Linked DNA regions of Mus musculus: region 1 is linked to region 2. The links are chromatin loops, found by intact Hi-C in ENCODE. Cell type or tissue: left cerebral cortex. All regions are shown on one strand.

What was found. A loop is a pair of places that touch in the nucleus more often than their neighbours do. Peaks named below come from ENCODE experiments on the same cell type or tissue, not always from the same donor. Only the 100,000 strongest peaks of a DNase experiment are listed, where the experiment ranks them.
Region 1: a loop joins it to region 2, with 2.6 times the contacts of the local background. A loop is called at or near these places in 8 of 42 quality-filtered maps.

What each region holds. Positions count from the first base shown.
Region 1 is chr17:65,557,165-65,559,664 of GRCm38, reverse strand. It overlaps Gm35400 (a long non-coding RNA gene), which reads left to right. Exons shown (of 4, transcript XR_385703.3): 1 at 1-658; 2 at 754-2,009; 3 at 2,211-2,283. Among named protein-coding and RNA genes, the nearest start is that of Gm35400, 1.6 kb to the left of the region's middle. In left cerebral cortex, CTCF peaks have their summits at 182 (motif pointing right) and 1,251 (motif pointing left); DNase peaks (open chromatin) are centred at 1,265, 2,257 and 2,492.
Region 2 is chr17:64,601,032-64,603,531 of GRCm38, reverse strand. Man2a1 (mannosidase 2, alpha 1) reads right to left here and starts at 1,883. Exons shown (of 22, transcript NM_008549.2): 1 at 1,662-1,883. The coding sequence starts at 1,796. In left cerebral cortex, a CTCF peak has its summit at 1,126; DNase peaks (open chromatin) are centred at 269, 1,126, 1,446 and 2,046; H3K4me3 peaks cover 2,400 bases; H3K27ac peaks cover 1,967 bases.

The sequences.
Region 1 (2,500 bases), 960 kb before region 2:
AAAGGCTCTTGCCTCCTGTGCACTGTGGCATATCCTATGAACCACACTACCCGGCAGCCAAAGGGTGATCAATTTGGACCAAAGTTGTGATTTTTGAGTGTCTAAATGGTACCTGATAAAAAGCCATTGGGGTCAGGTGGTGGCTATGGGGTGAGCGAAGGGTGTGGGCCTGCGTTAGTAAGTTACCACTAGGTGGCAGGCCAGGTAGGCATCAGACAGAGGGGGTGTCCCCTGGTGGAGACTAGATAGAGGGCTGTCTGCAAAGTCTACTCCCTCGATATGGCAGGAACTCTGCACCAGTGTGTGTGTGTGTGTGTGTGTGTGTGTGTGTGTGTGTGTGTGTGTGTGTCTATTGCAAGGGGAAAGGCGAATGGAAGAATGAGTGCCCAAACCCCAAACAAAAAGAGGTCCCTAGCATAGCTGCAATGAAACTGAAGCCCCCACGAGGGCTGAGGCTGTCACCTGGGAGACAGGTCAGACCGAGCACCGCCAGGTTCGGTCACAATTGGCCCTAGGAGCCCATCGTCAAAATAGATGCTGGGCCCAAGCAAAGATGGACTTCATCTTTGACACAGGAGCAGCCATCTCCATGGTAACCCCTCCCACAGGGAAGCTCACCAAAGACGCATCGACATTGTTGGAGCCTCCAGGCCAGTAGGTAATACTGATTCTGTGAACCATGGGATTGCTCTGTGGGAGACCACTCAATAAAACTAACTACCCCCCTTTGGGACCCCGTCTTCTCTCCTTCAGATGGTGCATGGACTAGGAGAAAGCCAATTACTGTCAGTCCTTCAGCCATCACAGAGAAACGCAGCGGCACTGAGCCCTGTCCCAGGAAATTTGCAACAATTGGCATGCATAGCATATGGATGAGTCCCCTGGAAGGAACATCACTGTGGGGGAAAATACCGGTCCTTCTTAAGAAGCTGTGACCGTGTGGACTTAACTTTGCCAGGGGCATAGGACAGTGCACCCGCGGAAGGACAAGGGGTCTCCTTGTCAGGGACTAGCCCGGAAGCGGGACAAGAGATACTCTGAAACTAAAGATAACAAAGTTAGAACAGGGGTGGTCCTGGTATCTTTGGGTTGGGATGTGTGAAGGCAGGGATGAAACAGACGGATGGACCCTCAAATGGTTAGAGCTTCCGCCAGTGCCTCTATGCCTGAGAGCGAGGTCAATTGGCTCCACCCATGAGCCTCTGCTCCATCCTGAGAAAAAACCAGATTTATCCAGATTTGACTCTGGCGCCCTCTAGTGAAAACGCTTCAACTTGCAAGTGGCTTGGTGGAGTTAGAACTGGGAAAACGGTTGGTTGCTAGATCTGTGTGAAGACCAGCCAGGCAACTTAACCCGTGCTGGGGTCACTAGCCCAACTCTAGAAAGCCAAACAGTCTTGGACAGCCCTGCTGACTCCCGCCTGACGGGTCCACATGTCCAGGCAGGGGAAGCAGGGGAAAGCTGCACCTTGGTGACTTGAACCAAGGCCTAAATGGCACATGCTTCGATTGTGCAGATGGAACCTGTTACCCAGTGGGGGATGGCAGGATGGTATTCCTGACTCCAGACCTAGATATTCTCCTTGTACCAGAGGTAGACCAATATTAAGGCCCTCATCACCGGAAAGAGAGGAATCCCATCTTACTCTCAACGTTATTGGAGATGCCCCTCAATGGCGCTGCTGTCACAGGAGCAACTAAGCTCAGGATCCAACAGGTCGGGCATAGCCAGCTGTCCAATCAAATCGAAGAGGGCCTCAGGCTAGGCCAGCAGAGTTACAGTCGCCTTGCAGAACTAGACAGAAGCCTTACGAAATCATAGCTGAAAGGTGACATAGGTGTGTCTTCAGAGGAAAAGATTGCTGTTTCTGCACAAACCACTTAGGGATCGTAGAGAAAATACCACATGGCTGGTGGAAAGCAAGGTCGGAGACTCGACAAAAGGACCTTCCTGGGGTGGTGACACCTGGACCTCCGGGAGCCCATGGCTGCTTCTGCCTCGCCCCTGGGTATGATCCTCCTGGCTGTCCTGTTGGGTCCATGCCTAACTTTTGTCACCAGAAACAGGAGAGCAACAGATAGACTCCATGCCCTCCACCGGCATCAGAGGTGCCTTGAGAAGGGTCACAAGGGATTCTGACAAAGGAGAGGAGAGAATGGGGTGGAGAGTCCTCAAACTGCCATGTGTTAAAACAACGGAAATTCCCCAGGGCTCGAGTTCCACTGAGATGTCCCCTCCTGCTTGTGGTTATCTCCAGAAACAGAAGGCACGGAGGAGGTGTGGTAAGTGACTTTTCACACTGCCCTGCCACCCCTGAACGGACATGTTGGCTTGCTTCCATACTCCCACCTAATAAAGGATATTGGACCCAAGACTTGGGGCTGACACCACTACAGTGTGGTTTGGGGACCAGTGTAGTGAACTCTCCTTTCCCCAATGGAACACGGCTATGGCTTGGTGACTCAGTTTCCTAGAAATTTCTGCCACAATAACACCATC
Region 2 (2,500 bases):
AGGATGCCACTCCCAAGCCCCCCCCACCTCTCTCTCTCTCTCTCTCTCTCTCTCTCTCTCTCTCTCTCTCTCTCTCGGAACAGACAACGCACCACTTCCTAAGGTCACCACCACCGCTCTGCCAAATGCTGTACACTCTAGGCAAACCCTCAACTTCTCAGTGAGCTGGGGGTTCATACGAAAATGGGAGAACCAACTGCCTGAGATGTCTCAGTAACAGAATGAGTCACTCGCTGCTTTAGAAACAGAGGGAAATGTCAAGGTTGCCAGAGAACCCCATGCAGATGTTCGCATAAATCATGTTCAAGCGATCACCCAGCCAAAGCTAGAGGACACTATTAAGACGTCACTGGGCAAGAGGAGTTCCATTTATATATTTCGTGCAAAGAGAAAACTCTGAAAATGGGGTTGGGGGGAGAAAGGTACATTTAACTCCAAAATTAGAGAGCATGTGGGACAAAGCTCAGATCTCCCGGGCCCTGGCTGCCAGTTTACTCCAGCCTTTGCACAAGGCCGGTGCAAACTCCCAAGTTCAAAATTTAAAGGCAGCAGAGAGCATGTGTTATATATTTTCTCTCTGTGCTCTATAGGGGAAGCAGAAGCTGTAAACATTTGGAAACATCTGTCTGTGGCCAGCTTTTTATTTCCACACTTCTAAAAGAAAAAAATACTTCTAGTGCTGTGTACTAATGACAGAATCCGCAAGTCCTCGTTCCGATTTCATTAAATTCCCACCAAGCCATTGACCCTGGCATATCAGAAGAAATGGCAAGGGCTATTTCCAGTCATTTAAACTGTCATATTAAAAGAAAAAAAAAGGCAAAACATCAGCCTTATTCGGGTAGGTTGTAGATTGCTCTGGTCAACTAGTTGTTAGCTTGTCAACACTTGGATTCTTCGGATTTCTCCACACATCTGCTTCTACTAAAATGTATGTGTGTCAACAGAGAAAAGCCGTAAAGGCCACTCTCAATTGCTACGTGGTCACCTCCCACACAGAACCTATTGCATCCATTTCTTGTTATTTGCTAGTAACTTTTCCTGAAAGACTTCGGGTGGGTCGTTTGTTCAACTCCTCTGCCAGCTGGACCACCCCGCAGAGAACTGAGCGCCGCACAGCTTCCAGTGAGAGAATAACAGGCGCTTCCCCACTCTGCTCCAAACCAACCCGAGGTAACAGCTGAAGCATGACGACACTAAAATCAACCCTACTATCCATATCTCAAAGGGCTGCAACAGGAAATAAACTTTTTTATCTCTTAAGAGACAGTGAAAGGGAAAGGGGTCAGAAACAGAAATCTGCCTAGGTGGGCTGTGTTTAATCAATTTCCGCGCCTCGGTGCGTTCAGGGATCTGGGCGGCCTCTGGCAGCTTTAACCCTGAGCTAGCTTAGGGGCGACACTCACACCGGTTCCCCACCAGCAGGTGGCCGAGCCCACTTCCACAGGCCCGGGTGCAAATGTGGGAATATGTCCTCTTTTGCCCGGTGCCAAGGCTGCCACCGCATGACGCCCAGCACTTTGCAAACTCAGCGGTCCGAAACCTCAGCAAGCCGGATGAGGCTCTGCCGGTCGTCGGGTGCGGCCTCACCCTGCCCCGGTGCCGAGAAGTGCGAGCCCCGGGACCAGCCCTCCAGCTTGCGCCCGCCACCAGGTGCTTACCTGCGGAAAGGAGCCCTCCTGGCGCGGGCCCCGAGGGTAGTCCAAGTGACCCCTGTCCAGCATCAGGTAGAGTGAGAAGATTACGACGCAGAAGATCGCGCTGCCAAACACGGTGAACTGGCGACTTAACTTCATTTTCCTCGATGGACTCGGGGCCAGGACGCGGTCCTCACCCGAAGGAGGCAGAAGACTGAGGACTCCAGCCGGCGATCGCCGAGGGCTCCCTGCTCCCGGCCGCACACCCTTCGCGCGCTACGGCGCGGGTCCCGGCTGCGCTCCGCACCTCGTCTCCGGAGCCACCACGCGCCCTCGGCCTACGCCCTGGCCCGCTGCCCTCCCCAAGGCCGGCCGTCCCTGCAAGGCAGACTCCTGGAGAGCAAGGCAAAGGTCCCCACAAACTTGCTTTCCTGCAGGATAGCGCTACCCGGTAGGGCGGTCGGAGCAGTCAGAGGAGAGGTCTCTGCCCGACTTCCTGCCACGGGCCGGCACGACTGAGTCGGCAGGAAAAGTTTTCTCGACAAGGGCAGGCGTGTCCTCCGCGCCCAGAGAACGCGCGGGTTCCGCGGCTCCGGGGCCGAGTGTGCGGCGCTGGGAGCAAGGAGCGCGCGGAAGAAGGAACTGGACCTGGAGGCGCCGTGCCCCACAACTTAGCGCCGGGACACCCAGGCCCACCCCCGCCACACCGCCCCCGCGTGCCCGCCGAAGAACCCCTTCCTGCCGCGGCTACTGCGGGGGCCCGACCCGGGTGCACCCTGTGCGCCGGAGCGCTGCAATCCAGGACTTTCCTCGGCGTGTGCGTCCGATCCCCGGCCTCTCCCGGCCCCCGCCGCCCCTACCTT